Regions from separate parts of the Homo sapiens genome. Here region 1 is linked to region 2. A link is a loop called in an ENCODE intact Hi-C map of the cell type or tissue named here. Cell type or tissue: heart right ventricle. All regions are shown on one strand. Links, peaks and the distances in the headings refer to the core of each region. The heading gives the core; the rest is flanking DNA.

Region 1 (8,991 bases), core at 752-8,751, 110 kb after region 2:
CGTGAGCCACTGCACCTGGATCTGAAATTCTTAGTACTTTATTAACAAGGTCTCCCCTTGTCATGTGCACTGGGCTCCACAGATTAGGTAGCCCGTCCTGCATCCAACTTCTAATGACCCCAAGCAAGCAGGTATTAGCACCCTGTTTTACAGACAGGAAACCCAGGGGCAGAGCTAGGGAGCTGCCCAAGATGACTGGGCAATGAGGGCCTCTGACCTGAGCCTGCCTTATCCCTGGGGAGATCCCCTTTCTCCCTTTGTTTCATTCTCTGGGGGGCAGAGAATGGAGGCCAGAGGTTAACGCTGTCATGTGCCAGCCCTTCTTTCAGAGTGGAAATTGAAAGGGACCTGGCAAAGTGACAAGAACCCCAGCTATGTGAGTGCATGGTGGGGGATCTGCCGTCTCCCCCAGCCCTGTGGGTCTTTCTCCCTTTTGAGGTGCGGGGAGCCAGTGTGGCCCAGGGAGGGAGCGTGGCAATGCCTGGGGGCTGTTCTGGAGCCAGCAGGAACAGTGGACTTTGGGAGGAAAACAAAGGGGTCCCCACTCCTCCGGCTGGCAGGCTCCAGGCACCCCCTACCTGTGACGGTCAGGCCCTGTCCACTGCGCTGTGGTGAACGCCCCCTCCGAGGTCCCTTCTCTCCAGACTCGGGGCCCTGGAGTCGGGGCAGACACCTCGGGTTCCTCCTTCTCTTCTCCCAGTGGAACTCTTAGTCCCCCTTGTATAACTGAGATGTCTCCACCACGCACCCCGCCACCCCCTACTAATAGCTGCAATGTTGCGCCTTCCACATTAATGACAGGTGTGCAGGGACAAGGCTGCCTGCCTGCCAGTGGGTTCCCTGACATCACACCTGCTCGCCGGAGAAGCACACCCTGAGGCAACTGAAATCCTAATAGGTCCCTCTAACTGCCTCCTGCATCAATCCTGACACCAGGCGCTTTCTTCTTCTTCCCCACGGCTCGCCTTATTACTCTGTCATTGTCATTGATTTTGACTAAAAGAGAAAAAAACCCACTCATGCTATGACTGTTCCAAGTTAGCGAGGCAGAGAGCTCTGTGGAGCGTCGGCTGGGGGCAAGGAGCCAGGGCTTGGGTGGCATCAGTCCATGCAGGGTGTGCCTCGTGGGTCCCCTGGGGGCCAGGAGGGAGGTCAGCAAGCGGGGATGAGGGAGACTGGAAGGCTGATGGCAGGTGAGACCCCTGGGGGGGCCGTCTGTTCCGCTCCTTCCCTCCCTCCCCCTGCGCTAGGAAGCATCTGCCAGGCACTAGGGGGTCAGGGGAGGTGGGTGGAGGGTCCAGTTGCAAAATGCTTTCTGTGGCAGGGCCAGAACCAAACAACAATAAAAGAGAGGCTGTGCCCCCTTCCCTGTTCCCTACCCCAGCACAGGTAGCCGGAGGCCTGAGCCACACCCACCTGGCTGGATTTGAGAGTTCTGCAGGACCCTGGACGTTGAAGGGGTTGGTGGTGAGCAACGGGGGGTGTGAGCAGCTCGGGGTGCTCTCTGAGACCCCTGCCAAGCAAAGGCTCGCTCTCCAAGAAGTGGGGAGCAAGCGTCCTCTCCTCCTACCGGGACCCACCACCAAGGTCTTTCTAACTCTGAGGAGGAGAGAGGAGGGGAAAGAAAGGGCGAAGAGAAAAGGGGAATGAAGGCGAGGGCCCAGAATGGGAAGGGAAGGGAGGGAGAGAAGGAGTGGAGAGGGCCTGCTGGAGTGAGGGGCACTTACTGGAGTGGGGGGGGGCCTGCTGGAATAGGGGGAGGCCTGCTGGAGTGGGGGGGGCCTGCTGGAGTGGGGGGGCCTGCTGGAGTGGGGGGGCCTGCTGGAGTAGGGGGGCCTGCTGGAGTGGGGGGGGCCTGCTGGAGTGGGGGGGCCTGCTGGAGTGGGGAGGGCCTGCTGGATTGGGGGGGCCTGCTGGAGTGGGGAGGGCCTGCTGGAGTGGGGGGGACTGCTGGAGTAGGGGGGGCCTGCTGGAGTGGGGGGGGCTGCTGGAGTGGGGAGGGCCTGCTGGAGTGGGGAGGGCCTGCTGGAGTGGGGGGGGCCTGTTGTAGTGAGGGGCACCTACTGGAGTAGGGGGGGCCTGCTGGAGTGGTGGGGGCTGCTGGAGTCGGGGGGGGGCACTGCTGGAGTTGGGAGGGCCTGCTGGAGTGGGGGGGCCTGCTGGAGTGGGGAGGGCCTGCTGGAGTGGTGGGGGCTGCTGGAGTCGGGGGGGCACTGCTGGAGTTGGAGGGGCAGGAGTGGCCATTCTCTTACTTCTCCCTCCACTGTGTTTTCTTTGCCCCCTGCTACTGCCAGGCCAAGCACCTTTCTCCCAGGATTATAATTCGCGTGGAGTGAACCCCCTTTCTATTTTCAAGGTGTCCAGCTCTTGCAGGGCACTGCACCTTAGGTGGATCACCCAAGAGTCTGCTGAGTACCCCCGCACAAGTCCGGAGAGACACACAGAAGCGGGGCGTTGTCCTCAGGGACTCGAGACTCACAGACGAAGATTGGAAACCCACCAAGCCCTCTGTGAAATCTGGGCCACCAGCACCCTGCTCCTGTGGGGTGAGAGTTGTATCATGGGGACAAGGATGGTGCCCTGTAAATGCTGACCCACCGATGGGGACACTGGGGATCGGGCAGTTTGGGGACAAAGGCAGACCCAGGGGAGTGGCTACTTGGAGATTAGGAAGAGAAGTGTGGGTGGGAGGCTGCCTCCTGTGGCCCAGGGTATCCTGTCAGTGTGCTGTTTGACCCAAGCCATGTGGTGGGGTCCCCAAGAAGCAGCAAGTTCAGGGGATGCTGTTCTCATGCAATTATATTCCTCTCAATAGCAGCTTTCAGGAAACACAAGGCCAGAGGCACTTTAATTGGAATGGCTTTATAACACTTTTCACATCAGATCAAACCCTGTGATGACCAATGCATTCCACTGTTTGGTTTGAAAAGCACGTTAACAGAGGGGTGCAGGGCTGGATTCACTGGAGATGTACAGAACTGCCCCAGTGCAGCTCGGATGGTTCTGCAGGCCCAGGGTGAAGGAATGAATTGGCTTCCTCATGTGTTTTAAATCCATCACTGGTTGCAGCAAATCAATCCCCCAGAATACTAGCGTCCTTGGTGGAGTGATAAGATCAGGTTCTGGAATGCACTCTAGGCTCTGGCTCAAGATGGCCCTCACCCCACAGAGGCGTGGCGCCAAGGCCTCAGCACCCCCACCGTCTGGGGCAAGCAGCGGTGCCTGCCTTTGCCTTCCGGGAGGAAAGTTCTTCATCCAGATCTGTGGCCCCAGGATCCACCTTCCCAGGCTGCTGCAAGTTCTGCCTTGGCTCCATGCCAGAGAGTGTCACTGTGCCTGGGACATGGGGACCTGTCCCGGGGCTGGGGGAGAGGAGCGAGCAGAGGAAGGCTCCTGGCAGGCGAAGCCATGCTGGCCTCACTCCAGACCTCACATCCTCTCATCAGCTGAAGATGCACCAGTGCAGGCGGGCAGCACAGGGCCAGGCGGCCCATAGTTCCCTTAAGCGGGAGGGGTGGGAAATCGGGACAAGCTCCCTGAGAGCCAAGACCTCCAACTGCGGTGGGTCAGCCACACGGTGCCCGGGAAAGCAGGCGGTGGCCTCCCTGTTTCCCCCGAACCACAGCCGCTGACTCCACATGACGGGGCCATCTATGGGGCTTCTCTCAAGACCTTGCCCCAGGCGGATCCCCCTCATCTGCAGGCAGGGCCCCAAGCCCAGACCCCCAGGAAGGGGCCACCCTAACTGCCCTCCTCTAAAACCACAGCCTTGTTTTCCAGCAACCCCTGCCCCCTTCTAAAGGAATCCTTCCTCTCCCCTTGAAGTGCCTGCGGACAGATTAAAGCCTCCTTCTCTGTTCCAGATTTTTCTCCCAGAGGAGCTGAATTTCAGCCGAATACCCATGGGCAGTTAGGGTGGCCTCTAACAGCTCTCAGGGAGCCAGTCCCGATTTCACACCCCTCCCGCTGTGGGCACTGGTAAGGAGGCATCTCACTGGTCCACTGGCAATCCCGTGGGGAGCCGGCTCTTCTTGCGGGATTTGCTGAACCCAGGCTGGCAGAGCTCAGGCTGGCAAATCCCTGCATTGCAAAGCCAGGGCACTGAAAGGAGGCAGGGAGGGGCTGCTTCCGGGACCCAGAGTCTTGGCAGCTGTTGCTGGGCAAGAATCCACCCCTGCCGCTGCCATTGGTCCTTCTGCCTCTTCCTGGCAGAGCAAGAGTGATGCCCACACCCAGGGGTCTGGTCCGTTTCATCACCCAGGCTGCCTAAGGAGGCCATGCCCACTGGCTTAGGCAGCCTCTTGGGGTCCAGCGCCATCCCGGCCAGGGCCACAAAGACAGACACAGAGGAAGCAGCCACAGCTGCTTGGCCATGGCCCCCATGCCAGGGCTCCTGGGCACAGCTGCTCTGTGATTCTCCTGCCTGCTGCTTGCCCGGCTCCCTTGCCTTCTTTCTCCCCAGGGCCTCACCCTTTCCCAGTGCCTGTTGCTGCTGGATGGGCAGGCGGGCGTCCAACTCCTGCTCTCCTGCTGTCCTGTCTCCTGGGGTGCAGTGCTGGGCAGCCTCATGCAGCCAGGGTCTGTCTCGGGCTGTAGGGCACTGGGCACCCTTCGGGCACATTGGCCTCAGGCTCCCCAAGGGCAGGCCCCACCTGGCTTGTTCATCTGCACCTAGAGCAGCACTTGGCACACAGTAGGATCGAATAGATTAGTGATCTGAGGGACTGTGGCACCCACTCCTCCCCACAGCAGGAACTGGCCTGTTTGCACCCTTCCTGCGGGAATGGAAGCCTGACTTCTGGGAAGCCCTGGAACCCTGGAAGAGGAAGGGGCAGATCCTGGGGTGAACAGGCTGTGCGGTACAGCAGCAAACAGCAGAGAGGCTGGGGGTGGGGTGAGGGTGAGTGGCAGGGAAGTGAGGGCAGACCCTGCAGAATTCCAGAAAGGCCAGATCAGCAGTGACCCCTGTTTATCAGGGGTCCCCCTCCAACCAGGAACTGGGACCAAACCGTCAGAGTGTCTGCAAGAGTCATCAGGGCCAGAGGCAGTGTGGTGTCATGGTTAGAGCACGAGCTTTGCAAGGGACGTACACCTGGGTCCACGTCGCCGTGTGACCTCGGGGAAATCTCTCAACTCCTCTGTGTCTGTGAAACAGAAACAACAACAATAACAACTCTCACAGAGTTACTATGAGGATTTGATGCGATGATGCAGGAGAAATGCTTAAAATAGTGTCTGGCACGTGGTAAACTTTTAATCAGTTTTAGTTAAAAGTTGCAGTGGTGATAATTATAGCAAAGGTTTGGAGGGGTGGAAAAGCTTCAGAAAACGAGAGGCCTGGGTGTTCCATGTTGCTGTGTGAACTTGAGGCACGTGTGTGTCCCTCTGGTCTCTGCCAGTTAGGGAGGGAGGAGCCGGGGATGGACGCCGTGGAGCACTGACTTTGTCCTGAGATTTGTGGGGTTGAATGATGAGATGCTTTAGGCTCATGGTACGGTTCTCTGAGTCCAATTGCATTTCATCCTTGTGCCACCTCTGGGCAGTCAACTGGCCAGTGACTATGACCATCATGTTTCTGGTAAGGAAATCCAAGGCCCAGCGAGGGAAGTGAAATGGCCACACCGCACCTTTCTGGCCAACGAGGGCAGAACCCACATTGCTAACTTCTGCCCTGAGTTCCTGGGGCCTTCACGGTCTGCTGGGCTTATGAGGTTGTTTGTTGATTGGTTGTTTTTTTTTTTATTTTTTTTTTTATTGATCATTCTTGGGTGTTTCTCGCAGAGGGGGATTTGGCAGGGTCATAGGACAATAGTGGAGGGAAGGTCAGCAGATAAACAAGTGAACAAAGGTCTCTGGTTTTCCTAGGCAGAGGACCCTGCGGCCTTCCGCAGTGTTTGTGTCCCTGGGAACTTGAGATTAGGGAGTGGTGATGACTCTTAACGAGCATGCTGCCTTCAAGCATCTGTTTAACAAAGCACATCTTGCACCGCCCTTAATCCATTTAACCCTGAGTGGACACAGCACATGTTTCAGAGAGCACAGGGTTGGGGATAAGGTCACAGATCAACAGGATCCCAAGGCAGAAGAATTTTTCTTAGTACAGAACAAAATGAAAAGTCTCCCATGTCTACTTCTATCCACACAGACCCGGCAACCATCTGATTTCTCAATTTTTTCCCCACCCTTCCCGCCTTTCTATTCCACAAAACCGCCATTGTCATCATGGCCCATCCCCAATGAGCCGCTGGGCACACCTCCCAGACGGGGTCGTGGCCGGGCAGAGGGGCTCCTCACTTCCCAGTAGGGGCGGCCGGGCAGAAGCGCCCCTCACCTCCCGGATGGGGCGGCTGGCCGGGCGGGGGGCTGACCCCCCCACCATCCTCCCGGACGGGGCGGCTGGCCAGGCAGAGGGGCTCCTCACTTCCCAGTAGGGGCGGCCGGGCAGAGGCGCCCCTCACCTCCCGGACGGGGCGGCTGGCCAGGCAGGGGGCTGATCCCCCCACCTCCCTCCCGGACGGGGCGGCTGGCCGGGCAGGGGGCTGACCCCCCCTCCCCCCTCCCGGACGGGGCGGCTGGCCGGGCGGGGGGCTGACCCCCCCACCTCCCTCCCGGACGGGGCGGCTGGCCAGGCGGGGGGCTGACCCCCCCACCTCCCTCCCGGGCGGGGCGGCTGGCCGGGCAGAGGGGCTCCTCACTTCCCAGTAGGGGCGGCCGGGCAGAGGCGCCCCTCACCTCCCGGACTGGGCGGCTGGCCGGGCGGGGGGCTGACCCCCCCACCTCCCTCCTGGACGGGGCGGCTGGCCGGGCAGAGGGGCTCCTCACTTCCCAGTAGGGGCGGCCGGGCAGAGGCGCCCCTCACCTCCCGGACGGGGCGGCTGGCCGGGCGGGGGGCTGACCCCCCACCTCCCTCCCGGACGGGGCGGCTGCCGGACGGAGACGCTCCTCACTTCCCAGACGGGGTGGTTGCCGGACGGAGGGGCTCCTCACTTCTCAGACGGGGCGGTTGCCAGGCAGAGGGTTTCCTCACTTCTCAGACGGGGTGGCCGGGCAGAGACGCTCCTCACCTCCCAGACAGGGTTGCGGCCCAGCAGAGGCGCTCCTCACATCCCAGACGGGGCGGCGGGGCAGAGGTGCTCCCCACATCTCAGACGATGGGCGGCCGGGCAGAGACGCTCCTCACTTCCTAGATGGGATGGCGGCCGGGCAGAGACGCTCCTCACTTTCCAGACTGGGCAGCCAGGCAGAGAGGCTCCTCATATCCCAGACGATGGGGGGCCAGGCAGAGACGCTCCTCACTTCCCAGACGGGGTGGCGGCCGGGCAGAGGCTGCAATCTCGGCTCTTTGGGAGGCCAAGGCAGGCGGCTGGGAGGTGGTTGTTGCGAGCCGAGATCACGCCACTGCACTCCAGCCTGGGCACCATTGAGCACTGAGTGAACGAGACTCCGTCTGCAATCCCGGCACCTCGGGAGGCCGAGGCTGGCGGATCACTCGCGGTTAGGAGCTGGAGACCAGCCCGGCCAACACAGCGAAACCCCGTCTCCACCAAAAAAAAAAACGAAAACCAGTCAGGCGTGGCGGCGCGCGCCTGCAATCGCAGGCACTCGGCAGGCCGAGGCAGGAGAATCAGGCAGGGAGGTTGCAGTGAGCCGAGATGGCAGCAGTACCGTCCAGCTTTGGCTCGGCATCAGAGGGAGACCGTGGAGGGAGAGGGAAGGGGAGGGGGAGGGGGAGGGGGAGGGGGAGAGGGAGAGGGAGAGGGAGAGGGAGAGGGTTGTTTTTTTTTTTTAATCAATGGCCATGAACAGTGTTGGAAACCCAGACAATGAGTAGTTCTGGGGGCAAAGCCCTACCCTAGGGAAGGGACTGTCCTGGAGTTTAAAGAGGAATGTTCTGGAATCTGCTGTTAGGAACACATGATGGTCACATATTGGGGCCTGATGCCTGAGACCTTACAAAGTACTTTCACAGACCTTATGGCTTTGGCGCCTCTCAGCCCGTGTGCTTTTCATCCCGTGTATTAGTGAGGGTTCCCTAGAGGGACAGAGCCAATAGGATAGATAGATAGATATAAAGGGGAATTTATTAAATATTCACTGACACAATCACAAAGTCCCACAATGGGCTGTCTGCAAGTTTGAAGAACAAGGAAAACCAGTCTGAGTCTCAAAACTGAAGAACTTGGAGTCTGATGTTCACGGACAGGAAGCATCCAGCACGGGAGAAAGATGTAGACTGGGAGGCTAGGCCGGTCTCGCTTTTTCACGTTTTTCTGCCTGCTTTATATTCGCTGGAAGCTGATGAGATGGCGCCCACCAGATTGAGGGTGGGTCTGCCTTTTGCAGCCCACTGACTCAAATGTTAATCTCTTTTGGCAACACCCTGCCAGACACACCCAGGACTAATACTTTGCATCCTTCAGTCCAATCAAGCTGACACTCAGTATCAACCATCACATCCCACTTGGCAAACAGTCTCAGCAACAGCAAGGTTGTAAAGTCAGGACTTGAACCCAGATCTTCAGGTTCTGAGCCCAAAGGCACCCTCTCTGAGGGCACTAGAAGTGTCCTATGACCTGACTAGGTGCCCAGGGTCATCGAACTTTTGCTCCTCTGGAGAGAAACCTGAGGCAGAAGCCACGTCCTGTTTTCCAGGGAAACCTCATCGTTGACCTGTCACAGCCCAGGGCCTGCTGGGAAAATCTCTCTCAGGTACAGACCACCCCCCGACGTTGTTCTAAAAAGGGAGCTATCTACCGGAGGAATATTCCCCAGGAATAATTGCTAAAAGGCCTAATTTTGGAGATAACCGCGATTATAAATGTCTCATTACTTTAATTAAAGTCTCATCCATCACGGATGCTCTGTTCCCTGAAGCACAAGGGGCTAATGCGGCGGCAGCCACTGTGAGAGGCCGAGCGTGTATTCACACAGCAGCCTCCTCCCAGCCTCCTGGGTCAGATGCTGGCAGCCCTGCCATCCCACCCACCAATG
Region 2 (8,991 bases), core at 269-8,268:
GGAGTCCCCTGGGGTCAGACACTGTCTTTTCTTTCTCCTTTCATCGTTGGTTCCCAGGTTCCATGCCTGGAACCTGGAAGCGGCTCCTGATTTTGCTGAATGAATGTGGGAGGGAGAAAAAGGGAAGGGGTGGCGGAGGCCCCCCTCCAGCCAAGCAGACCCCCAGGTGTCAGGCCCCAGGCAGAGCCCCTTCCCCCAGCCTGGGACCCTCACTGCTTCTTGCTCCTGTGGACAGGAAAGGCCCCATCCTCAGGGGCCACAGTGGCAGAGGCCCCTGGGGAAGCGATGACAGACAGGCGCAGCCACTCCTGCTGACATCTCTCCTAGACCCTCGTCCTCCTTGGAGAACCTCCCCTGGATTCTCAGTAGCCGGAGCTCTGTCAGCTTGACGGGTGGAGTGAGGGTCACCAAGAGCCCTTCCTTCTTGTTTTAAACTCCCTCCTCTTCCTTGACCAGGAGAGTCTGAGAGCAGAGGAGGGAGGGGGGCTTACCCCAGGGGTGAGGATGTTGAGCTTTCCCTCCCTGGGGCTGCCACCCGACCCTTTAAAGGTTAAATGTGTTTATGCAGCATCTTCAGGAGGCTGCTGGGTCTGACAAAACGGAGAGAAGAGTGATTAATGGCTGGTGTCCTTGCTGCCGCCACCACAGGGAAGGAGGCTTCCATGGCTGCCCAGGAGCCACTCCTGTGACTCCAGGCTTCAGCCTTTCAGCAGGCTTCGGGACGAGTACTTCTGGACCAAGAGGAGGCTGCGATTCTGGAATGGGGCCTGGAGGGAGGCTGGGGCGCTGCTCTCTTGGGAAAATGAGAGTTTGCTCCAGGCCAGAGCGGATCCTGTGGGATTGCAGGCAGAAGGGAACAGAAGTTTCTGAACCACTGAGGCTTGTTGTAGAAATTCATGACTTTTACATTGTGCCCTGTAATATGGTCCTATGTGTCTTAGTAGAACAATTATGCTTTAGGTTGTGCAACAATCAAATTACTTAAGTTAACACCGGCCAGGCGCAGTGGCTCATCTCTAAAATCCCAGCATTTTGGGAGGCCAGGCCAGGAGGAACACTTGAGCCCAGGAGTTGGAGACCAGCCTGAGCAACATAAGGAGACTCCATCTCTACAAAATATTTTAAAGTTATCTGAGTGTGGTGGCACCCAAGACTTGGGAGGCTGAGGTGGGAGGATCGCTTGAGCCCAGGGTTTAGAGGCTATAGTGCATCATTGCACTGCAGCCCCGGGAGACAGAGCAAGACCCTGTCTCAAAACAACAATGACAACAACAACATTTACTCCTCCCATCCCAATCTACTTAAGTAAAATGATTACTCCAGCAAGCTGTGCTGATGAGTGTGTCCTGAGCCCCTCACCCAGAGCTCCTGAGGACCCCAGTTGGAGAAACCTGGGCTTACAGGCATCCCTGGGAGGTGGCAGGGGAGGAGGTGGGGATGGGGAGCTGGGGGGAAGCCAGCATGGCCTCAGGTTTCTGCCACTGCCCCAAGGCCTGGACCTCTGTTGGAGGTGTGCTGGGCTTGCATCTTCAAGTAAGGGCTCCGTTTTGCAGCATGGCATCGGGCACAGCCTGGGTGCTCAGAGTGGGCTTTTTGAGTGAATGACGAATGCATGAAAGGTGACTCTCAGAGCAGAGTTCAGAGGAAGCCAGGTGTCAGGGGGATGACCAGACCCTTGCCCAGGAGGGAGGAGTCTCAACTGTGGGGGGTGGGTGGGGGAGAGTGGATGGGAGGGTGGGGGGCACGCAGCCCTGACACCTGGCACTCCAGCCAGCCTTGGGCCTCTGCTGCCCTGTTTGGGGTCTTTGATACAAGCATTCCTGCAAGAGCTCCTTGCACGCCGACACCTTCCCATCGGGAGAGGCTGGAAGCATGGTGGTTGCCTGCCGTGTCCCAGCTGTTGTGGGTGCTTCTTCACGGCCAGTTCCTCTGACCTGGAATGGCCAGACTCGTCTTGAAGGGTGAGAAGTCATATCTCCGAATGCCCAGCAGGGTGCCTGGCAAGGGCTGCTGCTCTCTTATTATTATCATTAACGTTGGGAGATCGGCATTGAACTCACCTCTTGAGAGTTGAGGAGCCCCTGGTGGGGGACACTAAGCACCTGCCCCCACCGAGGGGACAAGCTGGGGTTGGCACAGAGCTCTCTCCCGCTCCAAGTCCTGCCTTCCCCGCCGGGCCACAGCTGCTCCAATCACGATGCTTCCCAAAGGACTTTCTGCAAGTGACCCTGGCCTCATCTCTTTCTGAGGACTGTAGACACCTCAGGGAGAGGGACACTGTGTCGGTTTCCTGTGGCTGCTGTAACAAATTCGCACAGACTGAGAGCCTTCGAACAGCAGGCATGGATCCTCTCACGGCTCTGGAGGCCAGAAGCCCAGGATCAAGGTGTCAGCGAGGTGGGTTCCTTCTGACGGCTCCAGGGAAGAAGCCACCCTGTGCCTCTCTTCTTGCTTCCGGCGCTTGCCTGCAGGCCTCAGCGTTCCTTGGCTTGTAGACTCCAGTCTCTGCCTTGGTGGTCTCATGCGTGTGTCTCTGTGTCCAAATTTCCCTTTCTGGCCAGACGTGGCGACTCACTCCTGTAATCCCAGCACTTTGGGAGGCTGAGGAGGGCGGATCACCTGAGGTCAGGAGTTGGAGACCAGCCTGGCCAACATGGTGAAACCCCATCTCTACTAAAAATACAAAAATTAGCTGGGCGTGGTGGCAGGTGCCTGTAATCCCAGCTACTCGGGAGGCTGAGGCATGAGAATCACTTGAACCGGAAAGATGGAGATTTCAGTGAGCTGAGATTGAGTCACTGCACTCCAGCCTGGGCAACAGAGCGAGACACTGTCTCAAAAATAAAAAATAAAAAAAAATTCTCTTTATTTTAAGGATGCCAGCCTTTGGACTGAAGTCCCACCCTATGACCTCGCCTTAATTTGATTACGTCTGCAAAGATGCTATTCCAGAATAAGGTCACATTTACAGTTGCTGGGGGTATGATCGCTTGGAGAACACAGTTCAAACCCCTGCAGACACAAATTCATGCCTGCCCACCAGCTCGAGCCCCAGACACTGCTTTCAGGGGAGCCCATGCCAAGGCAGCAGGTGGGTGTCTGTCTGTCTGGAGGATCTGTGGGGAGAGTAGGTTACTTTGGGGTTTGTATAGGGAGGCAGGACGGTGGCTGTGCAGAGGGAGAGAAGGGAGATGCAAAAAGACCCCAGGGAAATGAGGAACAAATGGGGACGGGACACAGGCCTCTGGAGGGAGGTGGGATCCTTAAGTCTCAGGGGTTGGGGAAAGAAAGCTGAAGGCATTTTGAGGGAAGCAGTGCATAGCCCAGTGATCTGGCAGTGGTGAGGGTTCTAGGGGGAAGAAGAGCAGGCTGTGGGGTCTGATTCCTCCATGCGCTATCCCCCAGTAGGCGAGTGGCCTGATCCTTTTTGACCTCTGCTTTCCCTTCCCTTCCCCTTTCTTCCCTTCCTCTTCACTTTCCCCTTCCTCTTCCCTTTCTTTCTTTCTTTCTTCTTTTTCTTTTTTTTTCTTTCTTTCTCTCTCTCTCTCTTTCTTCTCTCTCTCTCTCTTTCTTGCTTCTTTCTTTCTCTCAGAGTCTTGCTCTGTCACCCAGGCTGGAGTGCAGTGGTGCCATCTCGGCTCACTGCAACCTCCCCCTCTCGGGTTCAAGCAATTCTCCTGCCTCAGCCTCCTGAGTAGCTGGGATTACAGGTGCATGCCACCATACCCAACCTTTTTTTTTTTTTTTTTTTTTTTTTTTTTTTTAGTAGATATGGGGTTTCATCATGTTGACCAGGCTGGTCTCAAATTCCTGATTTCAGGTGATCCTCCTGCCCCGGCCCCCCAAAGTGTTGGGATTACAGGCATGAGCCGTCGTGCCTGGCCTTGATCCCTGTTTTCTGATTGCCCTAATTGGGAGAATAACTCCTCCCCTATGAGACAACAGATGAGAAAGTGCTTGGAAAGTAAAAGCAATGTTCACCATTAAAGATTGTAACATGTGGAGTGCTGCATGACTGAATTGTCAAACATGAATAACTCAGCTCTTTTCAGATTCACAATCATGATCAATGCCTCCGGGACTATGAAAACGCCATCATGAATGTTTACATTATTCTCTTGGGTGAGCGGAGCTTTGGAAAGGAAAAAAAGGAAAGTCTAAACTGACAAACTTCTGAAAACACTCGGGTCTGGCAGGAGTTCTCTTCTCTCCCCGAGAGCAGAATTGGGGTTGAGCGGCACTTGGTAGGCGTGGAGCGCGCTTCAGTCTCGGGCCACTACCCCAGGCGTTTTCTCATCTGACACTCACAGCAGCCCTCGGGTAGGCAGACACGGTGTATTTACGCCTTTCATTCGAGTCCCTTTGGGGGAGCAGGAGGGAGGGAGGGTGTGAGTGTGTGCGCGCACCCGTGCATGGGGGAGGCGGGGCCTTTCGATTCCGATGCCAGTTACGCAGACACCCTCACATCCTCGGATATACCGCCACCGAGCCTGAAGTGCTGACAATATCCCCATTTTTCTCTGTCCTGACAGCTTTTGAGATGCCAGGCCAGCCTCCCTTCCTAATCGGTCATTTTCTGAGGAGGGGCAGCTCGGGCGGTTGTTAGAGCAGAACGCACGGCTTCAATCCCTCTGTGTGGTGGACCTTGTTGCGCAAGGGTCCCTGTGTCCGGCACGTCATCGCCCTCTGTGAGAATGAGCTCTCCTTCCGGTCACTGCGCGGTGATCGCAGCAGAGGGGACGTGGCATTAACAGCACGCGGTTGCTCCACTCACCCCTGGCTTTGTAGCCTACAGCAGCTTGAAACACATGACGCTGTAACAACCTCTACCACGCCACGGAGGCATTCTTTTTTATTGTTTCCATTTTCTAGTTTGTGGCAGATTGGATTCCTGTTTCTAATTCTTCCCTCCCTCCCTGGTGTAGAATTTCACATTTGCCTCTTTCGCCAGGTGGCTTTGCAGTGCGTTCCCGCCCTCCCCCGCCAAGAGTGGGTGCAGAATTTTTCCCTGCTCCGCGTCAATGCTGGGTGTGGCCATGAGCCCTGAAATTACACATGGAGCCCAGCCTCTGCTGATCTGTACCCATTAAGAAGAAAAAATGTTGATCTTTGTTGCTGTAGGTCATTGAGATTTCTGGGGTTGTCTGTTATGTAGCATTATTCTAGCGACTAGTTCCCAGGTCATTCATTCACTCAACAAACACTGTGTGGCTGCCTTGGGTTAGGAATGCTGCTAGGAGCTGGAGATAAAAAGACAGGACTTAGTCCCTAGCCTCGGGGGTCTTACTGTATAATAGAGTTGTGGCTGTCAGGCTGTGAGGAGACAAGACAAAGCCAGTTCCCTGTCGCACAGGGGTTTTCAGAGTTCGGGGTGGAGAGGGTGGAAATGGGAGCCCCAACAGGCAGGGTGTCAGGTAGGGCAGCCCACGTCCCACCCAGAACGACATGCCTCCTTTTTAATCTGTGTCATATTTTGGGGTCTTGAGTAAGGTGCTATTTCCCAGAAGGATCCTAATGCCAAAACAGTTTGCAAAGCTCTGTGGGAGGAAGCTGCAGGTCACAGGAGGGGAAACTTAGATCACACAGACTCAATAAGGAAGACCGGGGCTGCTCCCAAACCTCAGGCATGATCCACTGGGATCCATCAGCAATGTCTTTTTCCTCTTTATTATTTCTTCCAAATACCAGCCCTGGGAGACACGTTAGAACCCATCTAGCTACACATAACAGCTCTCCACATCTCTGTGGGAATATAGACAGGCCCGAGGCAGGGGGCTGGCTCAGGGTTCCACAGTGGCAGAGGAAGAGCCTCCACAGATCCCGCCTTGCCCTCTGTCGCCAGCTTCTCCTCTCTGCCTCCATGATCTGGAACCTTCAGCTGGTCAACTGAGCCACGCCCGGTGCTGTGGTGCTTCCCCAAGCTGCACACGCCGATGGCAGTGAGGAATGACTGCGCCCATTGCATCACCTCCTCGCTGTCAGTGAGCCAGTGAGCACCTGCGGCTGCTTCGAGGGGAACTACAATAAAACTTCCAAGACAGTCCACTTTTTAGGAGGTATAAGCAAAGAGCAAACACAACCTGTCAATCGTGCCGAATGCTGCTGATGCTGTTCTCTCATCCTAAAACAGACGATGAAAATGCTAAGCTCTGTAAAGAAGGACTTAGTCATATTCAAAATTCTCCAATAAACACCTCACTGTTGTGTTTCGCCAGCTCCGCATTACACGCAAGTCTCAATGGCCCGTGGCTCAGTGTCCTGCTCCGTGAAATGACGGAATTGGACACAGCTCACAGCTCACTCTGGAGTTAACTGAAGCCCTTGAAGGAAAACCACCAGGTTTTCTAAGAGTTTATGGCATTATTTATTTTTATTATCCTCACCAAAAATTTATGTTCAGCCACTTTTTTTTTCCTCTAAATTTTCTGGAACGTTTCTCCTTAGTGTTCTTCATTCATGAAGCACATAAAAGTCTCTTTGACCTTATCTCTCTCTCTCTTTTTGTAAAGCTCTTCTTGGTATTATTGAATTTTATTCATAGCAAGACCCATCTGAGGCAATCCTGGTGCAATCTTCCTCACTTTGTCTGTCTTCCTTCCTTCCTTCTTTCCTTTCTCCCTTCCTTCTCTCTCTCTTTGTGTCTTTCTTTCTTTCTTTTTCTTTCTCTCTCTCTCTTTCTCTCTCCTTCCTTCCTTCTTTCCTTCCTTCCTCTCTCCCTCCCTCCCTCCCTTCCTTCCTTCCTCCCTTCCTTCTCTCTCTCTTTCTTTTCTTTCTCTCTCTCTTTCTGTCTCTCTCCTTCCTTCCTTCCTTCCTTCCTTCCTTCCTTCCTTCCTTCCTTCCTTCCCTTCTTTCTTTCCTCCCTCCCTCCCTCCTTCCCTCCCTCCCTCCCTTTCTCTCTCTCTCTCTCTCTTTCTTTCCTGTCTCCAATCATCCACCCACCCACCTATCCATCCACCCACCCGCCCATCCATCCATCCACCCACTCACCCATCCATCCATCCACCTACCCACCCACCCATCCATTCATCCACCCACCCATCCATTCATCCATTCTTTCACCTAGTCATCCACCGATTCAACCACCCATCCACCCATCCAGTTATCTACCCACCCACCCATTCACCACCCACCCACCCACCCATCCATCCACCCATCCATCCAATCATCCACCCATCCATCCAACCACCTATCCACCCACCCTTTCACCCATCCACCCATCTATCTATCTATCCATCCATCCTCCATCCATCCATCCATTCATTTAACAAAAGAGACAATCTCCTGTCCCCTTTGGGAACACTGCCAAGTTTTCTCTGCCTTGCAGCTGGGTCGAGTTGACATTTGGCAGAAGGAGGTGGGTGGTACATTTTGCATCAGGGCCTAGGCCTGCCTCAGACACAGGTGTTCAGCTCCATGCCAGGACTAATGCTGGGCATGGAAAGCTGGAGAGGTGGCTTTGTGCCCAGGGCCGGTTGTAGCATCTTGGCATGTTTCTGTTCCCAAAGTCCCCAGTGGGCACAGGGACATTCAGCCATCTTCAGAGATAGCTACCATTTAAAGCAACAAGGAGATAGGACAACCATCACTTTCCCTGACTCCAGTGAGACCTGGAGGCTGTCCTGCAAGTGAGATGCCACCTTAAGCTCTTCATGAGCAGAGTTGCCCATAGCCCTTAGCTCACTGCAGGAAGCAACCAATGTGGCCCCCACATTAGTAGCCCTCAGAGCCAGACCAAGTTCAAAATTTGGTTAACAAACCTGTAGGCTTCTTCTTGTTTTCAAATGTCACAGAAAATCTTTTTGTGCTATTGTAGGAATGGAATCTCTCCTTCCTTCAGCCTCATCTGAGTTGAGGTGGGGAGAGTTGGACACAAAGTTCAAGGGGAGAGAACACTCAAAACAGCCCCCAGAAAGCCAAGGCAGGGGTTGGCACACCAAAATGACACAGAGACAGCTCCATGCCCTAATGGGTCGATCCCATCCTTCAATAACAGTGGGTGGCTGGGATCTTCTGCATTTCACGGGAGGCTCAGGGAGATGAAGCAACTTGCCTGAGGTGTCACAGGTGTAGGAAGGAGAGTAGGGGCAGATGGGGCCCAACTCCAGGTTTGCCTGGATGCAGAGCCACGCGTTCCCCCCGCCTCCTCCTTGATGGGTTCTCTCTGCACGCTTCAGGGTGCCCCCATGCTCTGCTCGGCCCCTGCAGCAGGAGGGCACAGAGCTCACTGCTGGCTGGTCTCCATGGCAACAGCTGACGAGTCTGCATCAGATGATGGCAGAGCTGCCTTGGAGCGCGAGCTTGGCTGTGACGGCAGGGACTTGGGAGGAGAGGAGCTGGAGGAGTGGGGGATGGGGCATGAGCTGGGGTGCCGGATGGGCTGCTCTCCCAGCAGCCATTTGGAAGATGCTTCCAGTCAAGTCTCAATCTCAGTCGGTCACTGGTCCATGTATATTTCATGGACATCTACCCTGTGCTGGGCACTGGGCAGACAACAGTCTACTGGACCCAGTCTCACTCTCAAGGGGACTGTAGTCCAAGAGAGAGGCAGGTAGATTATCAGGTAATTCCAGCTCACCACGATTGATGGGAAGGTAGGGAAAGTTTGGGATACATGCAAGGCCGTAGGAGAGGCACCCCACCGGGGCTTGGGGGCAGGAAAGTTTTCCAGGAGAGAGGGATATCTACGTGGCTTTCTGGCGGGGGGGGGGGGGTCGGGGAGAGAGAGAGAGGGAGAGAGGGAGAGAGAGAGAGATGAATGAGATCTGCCAGGAGTCCTCAGTGCCTGGAGCTCCAAGGGAGGAAGGCTAGGGAGGGAAGCCATGCTTGTCCTGGGGCCGAGATGAGGAGGAAGGGGAGGGTCTGCTCCAGGCCAGCCCTGGACAAGGGGATAAATTTTGTCTTCACCAGACACTGAATTGGTCATCCTCACCTCCCACCTTACAGATGAAGAAACTGAGGCTCAAAGAGCCACAGCGGGACGGAGGAGGTGGA

The links. A loop is a pair of places that touch in the nucleus more often than their neighbours do. Peaks named below come from ENCODE experiments on the same cell type or tissue, not always from the same donor. Only the 100,000 strongest peaks of a DNase experiment are listed, where the experiment ranks them.
Region 1: a loop joins it to region 2, with 2.2 times the contacts of the local background. A loop is called at or near these places in 25 of 110 quality-filtered maps.

The regions. Positions count from the first base shown.
Region 1 is chr17:77,774,403-77,783,393 of GRCh38, reverse strand. No RefSeq gene overlaps it. Among named protein-coding and RNA genes, the nearest start is that of LINC01987, 50 kb to the right of the region's middle. RefSeq lists a silencer at 7,981-8,181. In heart right ventricle, for the core only: no CTCF peak of the experiment used is centred there; DNase peaks (open chromatin) are centred at 3,396 and 4,063; H3K27ac peaks cover 1,600 bases.
Region 2 is chr17:77,883,491-77,892,481 of GRCh38, reverse strand. It overlaps LOC107985087 (a long non-coding RNA gene), which reads left to right. Exons shown (of 4, transcript XR_001753033.2): 2 at 2,258-2,397; 3 at 2,876-3,091; 4 at 3,821-3,932. LINC01973 (long intergenic non-protein coding RNA 1973) reads left to right here and starts at 8,395. Exons shown (of 2, transcript NR_028337.1): 1 at 8,395-8,560; 2 at 8,944-8,991. RefSeq lists enhancers at 666-1,214, 1,655-2,155. In heart right ventricle, for the core only: no CTCF peak of the experiment used is centred there; DNase peaks (open chromatin) are centred at 4,671 and 5,929; H3K4me3 peaks cover 1,319 bases; H3K27ac peaks cover 2,910 bases.